Linked DNA regions of Mus musculus: region 1 is linked to region 2. A link is a contact called in ENCODE POLR2A ChIA-PET data. All regions are on one chromosome and are shown on one strand. The core of a region is the stretch at or near the end of the contact, and the rest is flanking DNA. Distances in the headings are between cores, read along the strand shown.

Evidence for each region. ChIA-PET counts read pairs that join two places held with the same protein, here RNA polymerase II (POLR2A).
Region 1: POLR2A ChIA-PET joins it to region 2 with 12 read pairs in embryonic stem cell. The contact joins the promoter of Nutf2 here to the enhancer-like site in region 2. POLR2A ChIA-PET finds 5 or more read pairs at or near these places in 2 of 5 experiments (Patski and embryonic stem cell).

What each region holds. Positions count from the first base shown.
Region 1 is chr8:105,856,616-105,863,186 of GRCm38, forward strand. Nutf2 (nuclear transport factor 2) reads left to right here and starts at 3,918. Exons shown (of 5, transcript NM_026532.4): 1 at 3,918-4,090. It overlaps Thap11 (THAP domain containing 11), which reads left to right. Exons shown (of 1, transcript NM_021513.2): 1 at 1-335.
Region 2 is chr8:105,797,572-105,803,721 of GRCm38, forward strand. The region is part of intron 3 of Ranbp10 (RAN binding protein 10); the gene reads right to left. Among named protein-coding and RNA genes, the nearest start is that of Ranbp10, 27 kb to the right of the region's middle. Within about 2 kb of position 2,045, at least 1 of the 3 ENCODE cell types and tissues checked has a DNase peak (open chromatin) inside an H3K27ac peak, as active enhancers do.

The sequences.
Region 1 (6,571 bases), core at 2,668-5,167, 61 kb after region 2:
TCTTCAGGTTGGCCAGCAATCAGAGACAGCTTTGCTGTGTGTAGTGATAAGAGATCTCAGTAACATCGTTTCTCCTTTCCATGCTACCCGGTTCAGGTGCAGTCTGTGATTCTGATGGGGACTAGCTGATCTGTGCCTCTGTCTCTTAGGACCTCTCTACCCAGAAGGTCATTTATGAGAGGGCTCTGGGTGACTTGCTGATGGAGATCCAGCTCACCAGGGACTTAGGTTTATCTCGTTATGTTTGCTACTGGTTACAAATTCTATTTTCTGTACAATTAGACTGAAGTTTTCACTGTTTGGCAAAACAAATTAAACAAAAAAGTAAGGTTTTTATTTGGGTTTCGACTTTTTTTTTTTAATTAAAGCTAAGTGTCCTTGAAATGTGGGGATATAGATAGGTATTGGCCTATTTGAAAGAACAGGCTAGCCCAGAAAGTAGAGATGCTTTAAACAACTGGACCCGGTTTCTCCATAAAGCACATAGATCTTCATAAAGTCCCTTGTTCAGGTCACTCCGAAGAGTTTGGAAGCTGCACGAAAGGCCTTGGTTTGTCCATCATTGTTTCTCTGGATTGTTGTGTATGTGTACATACATCAATGTGTGTAGGAAGGGGGTGCCTGCCAGAGGTTCTATACAGCCCTTTCTTTTTCTGGAGACAGGGTCTACTTGGGGTTGGCGACTTAGCTGATTGGTAGAGCACTTGCCTAGCAAGCACAAAAAGCCCTGGGTTCAGCCCTCAGTTCTGGAAAGGGCAGGTGGGGTGGGGCGGGTGGGGCGGGGTGTCTTCTCACTTGCTTGGGTCTCACCCAGAGATAGGCCACATGGTCAGCTAGTGAGTCTCAGGGAATCTGTGTGTGTGCCTCTCAGTGCTAGGATTACAAGTTTGCATCACCATGCCTATGTTTTGTTTTTTTTGTATTACATGGGTTCTATGGGTATGCTTGCAAGGGAAGCACTTTCCCAACTCAACTATCTTCCCATCCCTTCCCTTGACTTTTTAAGCCAAAAGGTGAAAAGGAAATGGGAATTGATTTGTTCCTCTAGATTCTTTTTTTTTTCCTTTGGTTTTTTTACGAGACGGTTTTTCTCTGTATAGCCCTGGCTGTCCTGGAACTCACTCTGTAGACCAGGCTGGCCTCGAACTCAGAAATCAGCCTGCCTCTGCCTCCCGAGTGCTGGGATTAAAGGCGTGTGCCACCATGCCCAGAGTTCATCTAGATTCTTGATAGTTTTTTTTCCTTTAGGAGTGGTGGGGAAGGGTTGAAACAGGGTCTCTCTCTGTAGCCCTGGGTAGTCTGGAACTCACTTGGTAGGCCAGGCTGGCCTCAAACTCAGAGATGTACCTGTCTCTGACTGAGATTAAAAGTGTGCACCACCATGCTGGGCTTAATTTCGTTCTTGAATTCTCATCTACAGTTGAAGTTTGTTTACTATCTCACCTCTTGGGACGTGTAGTGTCTGGAACACATGTGGATGTAATTAACAAACCAGTGAAGTCCAGAGCTAGAAGCAGCCTCGGCTCTTTCAGGCACCAGCGACTTGTTACAGATACATTCATTCCCGTATACCTTCATTGTGAAAGAGGTAGGTGAGCAGAGGGCATTAAGGAATTGGTTTGTAATCCCTACACTGGTTTGGCTGCCTCAGTTTTTAGATTGGACATTGGACAGGTAAGATGGCATTTTTATCTGTAGTTGTAAGTAATTCAGCTCAAAGCTAATGGGGAGACCTGAGTGACTTTTTTTGTTTTTTCGAGACAGGGTTTCTCTGTATAGCCCTGGCTGTTCTGGAATTCACTTTGTAGACCAGGCTGGCCTCAAACTCAGAAATCCAACTGCCTCTGCCTCCCAAGTGCTGGGATTAAAGGTATGTGCCACCCACGCCCAGCAGGATGTACTCTTTAACTATTGATTCATCTTTGTAGCTCTGTAGATGCCTTTTAACATTACCTGTTTCTGTGACTGTTGGGACATGCGTGTACTCTACCTCCTTAGGCTCTGGCTCTGTTAAACTTGACTATGACTGTAAGCTGGAGTGAACCCAAGACACCAGGGTCTACTTCCCTTTTTGTCCTTTGGCTCTGAGTTGGGAAATGGGTCTTGAGAAAGCTGCAGTATTAGCCAAGCATGGTCGAGCACGCCTTTAATCCCAGCACTCAGGAGGCAGAGGCAGACGGATTTCTGAGGCCAACCTGGTCTACAGAGTGAGCTCCAGGATAGCCAGGGCTACACAGAGAAACCCTGTCTAGAAAAAAACCAAACCAACCAACCAAATAAACAAACAAAAAGAAAGCTGCTGTATGTGCTGTATAGGTGCCCAGTTTAGGAAGAAGCTACATCGGCCTCTTAGGGTTAGCTCTGGCTTGTGATCAGGTGGTGAAAACACAGCAGTGTATTTTCAGGCTACCAACCAATACCCTTCCCTTAGAATGGGGGCTTCTCTCTCCAGCCTGTCCTTGAGTTCCTGGTCTTCCAAAGAACAGATGCTGTCACCTTGGTTCTTTTGAACCCATTAGCAACATTCCTTGGATCCTTCATCCTGTCTCATGATTTGCTTGTGTTTTGTTTTCTTGGTGGGGTCAGGCTCCTGATGTGTCGCCAACAGGGTAACATGGAGTTCTTAGTGACCAAGCAAAGTGGTCTGGATAGACAGAGGATTTTTTTTCTCTTTTTTTTTTTTTTTTGGTTTGTTTTGTTTTTCGAGACAGGGTTTCTCTGTCTCCTGGAAGTCCTGGAGCTCACTCTTTAGACCAGGCTGGCCTTGAACTCAGAAATCTGCTGTCTCTGCCTCCCAAGTGCAGAGATTAAAGGCACGTGCCACCACTGCCCAGTTTAGACAGGGGCTTTAATCAAGAAGCTTAGCCTGGTTTTATCAGTCATCTCCAGGAGGTGGGGTGAGGCTAAGAGGGCAAAACAGAAGTATTAAAGAGTCTTCTGACTAGGAAGATAGGGGTGTTTGCAGCCATTTTCCTTTTCTGTGGTTCTGTGGGTTGGTAGCAGAGCCATTTGCCCAGCACAGGCGGGACGGAGAGGCGTTACTTCAAATATTTGTGTCACCCAGGAAACTGAAAAGGATATTGAAAGTAAAGGGGAAGGGGTGGGAAGATTATTTACAGTCTGGCCATTTAGGAAAATTACGTTTCGCCAGTTATCTTTCAATAAAAATTAAAGTTGGAAGGTGAGCTGGCTCCGTGGGTCGCTAAACCTGAGAGAATCTGATTTCAAGGCCCCCATGGTGGAAGAACTGACTCCAGAAAGCTGCTTCTCTCCTCCACACCCATGTCGTGGCTCATCCCTCCTCAACACAAATAAACAAACAAAAATAGTTGCCCTGTCTGCTCCAACAAAACAAGTAAACCTGGAAATCAAAAAAAGAAAACCCTCACGATTCTGTTTTTAAAAATACCTCTCTGTACACGTGAGGTTAACCTCTCCAACTATGGGCCCACCTTAGATGAGTGTTTAGAGTTTCAATAAAAACCTAGTTACCTTCCAACCAACTTTGGGATAAGTGGCTTCCTCTGAGACACAGCTAACTCATTGAACAAGAGAGGAGTGGGTTTCGCCCCCGTGGGTTGATGCTAGAGGAGCAGAGCTGGTAGCCAGGGCGCCTAAAGGGAGTAGGCTTTGGACTAGGGGCCTAGGGAGGGGCTGCTGGGACAAGCCAGCCAGCTCCAAGCTAAACCAGGCTCCCATGGAGGCGGGGTCAGGCTCCATAGGCCACATACACTTAGGCGGGGCCAAGCCAGCTGGGACCCAGCTACAACCGAGACCTGATCCTTGCCTGGCGCCAACTCCGTGTTCCAGAGGCTTCCGCTAGACCACAATTCTCAGGGGCTCACCCGGACCGCCTCCCTCCCTAACTTAGCCTCTCCTCCCGCGCTGCGAGCCGTGGCTGCGCCTCTGCGAATGGCATTCTGGGAAATGTAGTTCTAGCTAAGCTCACTAAGGCGTATAAGGAGCATACTGGGACTACGTTTCCCTGAGTGCAGCGGGACGGGCGAGGGAAGGCAAGGGGGAAGGGACAGTCGGTCGCAGACCGCGCTGGGTTGCCGCCGCCGCTGCCGCCATCGTGCCAGCCCCACGGGTGAGTGTTGGGGCCAGCGCTCCGGGGCGGGGGCTGGGCCGCAGGAGCCGCGCTCTAGGCCGCCGGGAGCTTCTGCTTCGAGGCCCTGGGAGGCCCCTCCCCTCTTCACACCCCCACGGCGGCCCGAAGAGGCACGGGGCCCGCACCATGTGTCGCGCGCGGCTCCGCCTACCGCGGATTGTCTGCGGCCGCGGCCCGGGGAATGCTGAGAGCCTGATGGACGGCTGTCCGGGCCACCCTGTGTCTTGGCTGATGGCCAGATCTTTTTCTTTTGTCCGGACGATCAGGATAGCTCTCAGGGCCCGGCCCTGTGTGGCCTTGCCTGGCTTGCTCGAATCCTGCAACCTCTGCAGGCAGGTTGGCGGGCCGATCCCAGACCCACGTCCCACCACCCGCCGGCGAAGATCCGGGGATGGGCAACGCCACCCAGCTCGCTCCAGAGCCAGCATGGGTAAGGGTGGCCCTCCTGCCGCTGCTGGGGCTTGGGACCATTGCCCGGTTCCAAACCATAGCCCGGCTAGGATGTAGGTGAACGCTTCTCTGCTTGATTGCCTGCTGGGAGTGCACGAAACTTAACCTCTACCTCGGTAGAACCGGTGCTGCAGTGTCCAGCATGGAGGACAAGGGCAGGGATTCTGGGGTGGGAGGGGATGCCTCGTGGGACTTTACCTCTAGCTAGTCCTGGAAAATAAGGACCTAGTATCTTTGGAGAGGCAGCTCCAATCTTATCCATGACTAGACTCCAGCTCTGGGGTGGGTTGTGTGAGCCTCCAGTGTTTTTGTTAGATTTCTCAGTCAGGGCCCAATTCTAAAGTACGTTAGAACCTCCTAGAGTTAGCAGGAAGATGACTCCTTACTGAAGTGATGAGGTCGGATTTAATTCATGAAGAAATGGACTCCATGCTTGAGGTTTTTGAGCCCAGAGAAGGTGGAAGGGGCCTTGTGCCTATGGCACTGGCTTAGACTGTTTTTGCCTTTTGAAGTTGTTTTGTAGATCTAGAACTAGAAGTCACGATGTCTGCTTTCTCTTCACGTGTGCTAGGGCTGCCTGTGAACAGTCAAGAAGCTGGATGGGTCTAGAGAAAGTACCTTAGCAATGGCACCTCAGGTCATCCATCACCTTGAATTCCTGGAGATGTAGTGTATTTGACTAGTTACTAGTAGGCAGGCTTTGAGAATGCACTTCTGTTTTGAGTGATGATTAGGAACTAGTGGAGAAAAGCTCCCAGGACTTGGCAGAAAGCATCTCTTGTCAGGTTGAATTCTCTGGTCTGTTGCTGGCTTCTGTGTCACAGTTCTTAAAAGGCCTAAGAGGTCCCAGAGACCTGGGCAAGCAGAGTGCCCAGTCTCTTAGGATGACTGACTTAGGGCCAGAAAGCTGAAAGCCACTATCTTTAGCGCCCCCTGCTCCCTGAATATTTCCTCAGTACTGTTGCTCTGGCTTTCACTTGATTTTTTTTTTCCCCCTCCAGTACAGTTCTCTGTCCAGTCATTCTCCCTAGTCAAAGGCCACAAGCAAATTGCTCAGCTCTCACCAGGGCCTACCTTCTATGGACTGACTCAGCTTCTTAATCTCTATTATAGCTGTTAAGCACATGGAAGTAAGGCTTAGCCAATAGGCTCTGGAGAGACTCCCTGGTGTGCTAAGCTAAGCAGTTGGGAAGGACTATCCACAGAACATAAAAGGTCAAAGAAGTAGGAGCCACTTGGAACTAAAAGCAGCTATTTCCACACTTTTTTTGGAGACAGGGATGTAACTCAGTTGATAGATTTCTTGTTTGATCACTAGCACTGAATAAACTGGGTATGGTGGTACAAGCTTGCAGTCCAGTTTACTTACCTACCATCATAGAGGTAGGAACATGAGGATCACAAGTTACATCTTCAGCTGCATGGGAAATTCAAGGTCAGCCTGGGATACATGAGACCCCGCCTCAAAGAACTAAAACCAACTCCAGCTTGTCTCAGTTTTAGATGAGTTGTGTTTATGGCTGTAGATCAGCTTGCATATTCCAAGCTTTTGGGTGGTGTGTGCAGAGGAGATATCTCTCTCCCTCTCCCTCTCCCCTCTTTTCATAGTGCTGGGTAGGAATCAAACCTTAACTTTATAAACACTAGGCTATGTATACTTTTGCATCTTCAGGATCAAAAAGATAGTGTTCAAGAAATTTGGGTTTCTCCTTATTCCTTAAAAGTTCTCAGGAATGGCTCAGTGGGTAAGAGCACCCGACTGCTCTTCCGAAGGTTCAGAGTTCAAATCCCAGCAACCACATGGTGGCTCACAACCATCCATAACAAGATCTGACACCCTCTTCTGGATTGTCTGAAGACAGCTACAGTGTACTTACATATAATAAATAAATGAATCTTTAAAAAAAAAAAAAAAAAAAAAAAAAAAAGTTCTCAGGAGCCAGGAGGTGGTGGCGCACGCCTTTAATCCCAGCACTCGGGAGGCAGAGGCAGGCGGATTTCTGAGTTCGA
Region 2 (6,150 bases), core at 795-3,294:
GAAAATGTGTCTGGGGGTTGGAGAGATGGCTCAGCAGTTAAGAGTACTGACTGCTCTTCTGAAGGTCCTGAGTTCAGGTCCCAGCAACCACATGGTGGCTCACAACCATCCAGAATGAGATCTGACGCCCTCTTCTGGTGTGTCTGAAGACAGCTACAGTGTACTTAGATATAATAATAAATAAATCTTTAAAAAAAAAAAAGAAAAAAGAAAATGTGTCTGTCCATGCCTGCAACACTCCTTCAAGGTTCAGAAGAGGCAGTATTAGGGGCCAAGCTCCAACTAATTCTCAACAGCAAGCAGCAAGACAGATCTAACGTGGGCTTCCAAAGTTAACACCTCTCTGACTGGTTTTCACAAGAGCTACTTGATACAGGCTCCAATGTCGCCAAGATTTAGTATCAAAACAGCCACTGTTTCATTAATAAAAACATTTTTTTTTTCAATTTTGCAAGACAGCACTCAAGGGAAAGAGGCAGGCAGATCTATGAGTTCAAGGCCAGCCTGATCTATAACTTGAGTTCCAGGATAACCAGAACTATACTGAGAAACCCTGTCTTCAAAAACACAAATAAAAAAGTTAACAAAAAACAAAACAACAACAACAACAACAAAACAGCCGGGCAGTGGTGGTGCACACCTTTAATCCCAGCACTCGGGAGGCAGAGGCAGGCTGATTTCTGAGTTTGAGGCCAGCCTGGTCTACAAAGTGAGTTCCAGGACAGCCAGAGCTATACAGAGAAACCATCTCGAAAAACAAAACAAAAAACCCAAACAAACAAACAAAAAAGTTAAAATAAAAATTTGAGTCAGTGTCTCACATAGCTCTCATATAGCTCAGACTGCCTCAAAACTCACCAAAGAGCCAAGAAAACCCGAACTTTCTGACTGATTTGCTCCCTCCCAGCGAGCAAGGATTAGAGGCTGCATAACTATCCTCCATGTGTGGGCTTCTGCAGTGCCAGGGATTGAAACTTTACACGCCAGGTAAACACTCTGCCAAGTAAGTTGCAACCCCAAACTTCATTTTTACAAGCAATGGTCAGCAACTCTCTGGAGATAAACAAACAGCTTACAGTCCAACTGTCCACTGCTCTAAGCACTAGGGCTTGCTCAGTCACCTCCCAAAGAGCTAGCCGCTTCCATCTCTCCCCCAGGAATTCTGTCCAGGTCACTTCATGAAGTTCCGGGCCACTGAGACAGGTTCTAACTGGTCCCCTTGTAGCTGTTGCTGTCCTTCCAACCTGTACTGTGGCTTCCTCAAAACACCCAAGACAATCCACACGCCCTACTGGACCCTGCCAACCGTACAACCCAGTCCCACTGGCCTCCAGTCATCCTCTTACACCTCAGCAATTCTGTACCTCTTCTATCAGGATCTTTATTCTACCTACAGCTTTCTTCCCCATCTGACCTCCCCTTACCACGTGTCATCTCACAACCCTGGCCTGACTCATCCCGCCCTGATCAGTCCCTTCAAAGCACGGATGCCCAATGTGGGGTTCTCAACTACATGTTTCTCCCCTACTGGGCAAGTTTCACAGAAGGGGAGACTAGTTACCTCAGGGCTACACTCAGTGCCCATCACAGAGTATGTGCACGATGCATTATTGGGTTACAATGAATGAGACACCCCCCATAAAGCACCAAGAACAGACAGCCTAGAACACGAGGCCACTTGGTTATCTACAGCCCCAAGAGCAAAGGGCCTGGGGGGCGAGGGTCAAGGAAAATTCTGTTCACACAATGCTATAATGGAAACAAGGAAAGCTTCCCAAGCTTCCTGTGGAAACAGACCTGGTGCTGCTTCCCCAGAAGCTCCACAACAAAGGGAGCAAGGCAACTTGACACCCACAGCCTGTCTAGAGAAGACAGACCTCCAAGAAGATGAGGGCACGTGCCCTGACAAGTTTCCCTGCAACACTGGAAAAGCTAGCCCACAGGGGCCAACCTCTAGGGCCTCCTTGGCCCAGGATCAAGGGTGATCCTTTTCATTCTAGTGGCCTCTTTCAGGATGAAAGAGTATTGCTGCTACCACTTATAAATGCTGAAGCGGCAGCTTGACACTGACCCCACCCAGCAATTCCAGGCGAGTTGCCAGAACATGAGGAGGGAGGGCACCTAACTCCTCCAACCAGCCGGAGCGCTCAGTGCACCCCTCAGATCACAGTTCTTATCCATGCTGAAGGTATTTCTGTTTGTCTAAAACAGAGTTTCACTTACATAGCCCAAGCTGGCTTCAAGAGATCTTTCTCTCCTGAGATGAACGCAAGAGCCATCACACCTGACTATTTGTTTTTAAATTGAAGAGCAAAATTTTTGTTTGTTTATTTGTTTGTTTTGGTTTTGGTTTTTTTTTTTTTTTTTTTTCCGAGGCAGTGTTTCTCTGTGTAGTCCTGGCTGTCCTGGAACTCACTCTGTAGACCAGGCTGGCCTCGAACTCAGAAATCCGCCTGCCTGCCTCTGCCTCACAAGTGCCGAGATTAAAGGCGTGCGCCACCACCGCCCGGCAAAGTGCATTTTACTAAAGGGCCTAAGCTGGTTGAGAACTCACAAGCTTCCAGCCTCCGGTTCCTGACAGATGTGTGCCAGCACACCCAGCCCTGGTGAGGTTCTTGTACTTTCCTGTGACTCCCCACGGGTACCTGGATATCCATGGCTCCCCAGAAAGAAGTGACTAAGCCCCACTTTCTAGTCCTCCCTCCGTATTGAGCATAATCCATACACCCATCTCCAGGTGACCTGCAAACAAAAGCACAAAAGGCCCTTACCACATGTTAGGGGCAAACCCCACACTCACAAACCCAACAAGCTTTGATTTCTCACCCAAACAACCCTCAAAACAAAACAAAAATGACTTTCTCTAAAATGTACTGACTCGTAGGTGGTTTGCTTTGCTTTGCTTTGCTTTGTTGTTTCACATTGTCTTGTTTCTATGTGTGTGGTGGATTGGAAGAAGGGATGTATGTTGTAGCGAGATTTCCCTACCTGTGGGTTCTTCTTCCCTCCACCCTTTTTCTCCCACCTTTCAACCCCTTAAACCTAGATAAGAGAGAAAAAAGGATATGGAGAAAAGAAAGAGATCCCTGAATAAAGTCGGGGTCAGGAAGGGGGGCTATTGTTAGACTTCCTGCTGATTAGGGGCGTTGAGTTCCTTGGGGCAAGTTTGATCTTTACAGTCAGGATATCTAATTTCTTCTTGTTGTTTCTTCTTTTTGCACCACTACTTAAACTACAACCGACAGCAACCAACAACCCACCAACTGACTCTGCCTCTCAAGGCTCTAGCATTTATATGCCCTCTGAAAAGTCCCCAGAATTCCAAATGTCACAGTCACAGTACTATCTCCAGCTGGCAAAAATCACTAGGCAAATCATAGTCACCTGCTGCGGACAATCTGAAGCAGTCCATATCTCATAACTTGGATTAAAACAAAAACATTCGGGCTGGCGAGGAGGCTTAGCGGGTAAGAGCACTGACTGCTCTTCCAAAGGTCCTGAGTTCAAATCCCAGCAACCACATGGTGGCTCAGAACCACCCATAATGAGATCTGATGCCTTCTTCTGAAGTGTCTGAAAACAGTTACAGTGTATTTACATATAATAAATAAATCTTTCGGGTGAAAAAAAAAACCGAAACATTCATATATTTCTGTGTTTTTTTTTAAGAAACCAAATTCCAAAATTGTCACTCCACCTTTTACATTTTGAAACATAGTCTCTGGTCTGTGAACTTCAGGGATCTGCCTGTTTCCACACACACACACAGCCCAGCACTGGGGTTACATGTGTGTGCTACCACACCCAGCTTTTACATGGGTCTGAAGATCTAAACTTAGTTCTCAGGCTTGCTGCAGCGGGCACTTTACCAATCGAGCCATCTCCCTTGCCCATCTAAGTTTTTCTAAACGAGCAAATATAAAGTAGTCTATATAGGCTGTGTGAAATAGGTCAGTAGTAGAGAGTTTGCAAGTGTAAGACTCTGTGTTTAATTCCCATCACCACCCTCAGAAAGAAAAAATAATCTGCACACACAGCACTGAAGTAAAGGACCTCTCCCAATGACACAGCAGGAGTCTGCTCAACCAAACCAGACATACTGAGTTATCTCAATATACACACATTTACAACCTAACTGTCCACTTTAAGGATGGACGGGCAATGTGCTGGGGACCAAACCCACAACCTCATTACTGAGCTACACCCTCAGGCCCCAGTTCACTCATGACTAAATGTTTCCATTTAGTATCTTAGTGTGAGAGAAGAGTCTTTCTGTAATCCACAGGCTACCACTGCCTACAGTTCCACAAGCTGAGAATAGAAAGTTCTTACTGTCCAAGAGTCCCAGCTTCAATTCCTCTGGTAGGACCTCCCTCTACACGGAGTTAGAGGGAATTAATTTGACCACATCTTGCCTACACAAAGCAATCCTGTAGCTCCCAGCTGCTTCCTGAAGGAGGAGGAGGAGGAGACTACCATCACCATGTCTTGGAAGAAATGCAAACCCTTCTTCCAACTGACTAATTCTGATTGTCCTCTAGGGAACCAGGCACCCCACCAGAAAACATATATGTACTCACAGGCATAGACCTTACTATAGATCCACCTGGTAGAGTCATCAATATCAGGATAAACACAACTGAGAAGCAGAATTCACTACCTCTACTACTCTCTCTTCCCTCCATTAAACATGCCTGTGCCTATCATGGGTGTTACACACCTAGCATACAATGTTCATAGAATGGATAATTCAAAAACCTGTATTATACCAAACACCAATACTATCCACAATGGAGACATAAAATAGTACTTGGGCTGATGAGATGGCTCAGAGGGTAAGAGCACTGACTGCTCTTCCAGAGGTCCTGAGTTAAAATCCCAGCACAACATGGGGGCTCACAACCACCCATAATGAGATCTGACTTCCTCTTCTGGTGCATCTGAAGACAGCTACAGTATACTTATTTATAATGATAAATAATTCTTTGGGGGCTGGTGAGATGGCTCAGTGGGTAAGAGCACCCGACTGCTCTTCCGAAGGTCCAAAGTTCAAATCCCAGCAACCATATGGTGGCTCACAACCACCCGTAATGAGATCTGATGCCCTCTTCTGGTGTATCTGAAGACAACTACAGTGTACTTACATATAATAAATAAATAAATCTTTAAAAAAATAATAATAATAATTCTTTGGGCCAGAGCAAGCAGGGACCAAGTGAGCAGGATTGACTGGAGAGAGCAGAGGTCCTAAATTCAATTCCCAGCAACCACATTAAGGCTCACAACCATATGTACAGCTACAGTGTAATGATATACATAAAATAAATAAATCTTTTTTTAAAAAGAAGTACTTCTCAAAACAAATGTCCCTCCCCGGGCTAAATATGAAATAATATAATCCTTAAGATTAATATAAAGGGCTGGGAAGTGGTGGCGCACGCCTTTAATCCCAGCACTTGGGAGGCAGAGGCAGGTGGATCTCTAAGTTCGAGGCCAGCCTGGTCTACAGAGTGAGTTCCAGGACAGCCAGGGCTACACAGAGAAACCCTGTCTCGAAAAACTCCCCCAAAATAAATAAATAAAATAAAAAGATAATAAAGGGCCAGAAAGATGTCTCAGAATGTACGGGCATGTCTCCAAGCACACAAACCCAAGTCCAATTCCAGGAATAAACATGGAAGGAGAGACCTGCTTCCTGAAAGTTCTGCCCTGTCTCCTATATAAGCCAACATGAGTATACCCACAAGCATATTCATATATACAAAGTAAATTTTTAAAAAATGTAATAACTTTTGTTTTGTTTAAAAACAAAACAAAACAAAACAAAAAACAAAACAAACAAGCTAGGCAGTGGTGGTACGTGCCTTTAGTACCAGTACTTGGAACTGCCTAAGGAGCTGTCCGGCAGAGCTCAGATACAACATGAACTCAAGAGGAGCCAGCAGTCAGTGAAAACGAACGAGGTCAGAAACAAGCAGAGCCTGTGGGGCCTAGCTATGATCAAAACACTTGGGAAGCAGAGACAAGAAAAAGCACAAATTCAAGTACAGCTTAAACTATACAACACAGCTGTCTCCAAAAACAAAATCTCTTTTTCCCAATACCAAAACAATACAAAAGTTCTAAGATCACACTGAAAGCAAGAAACAG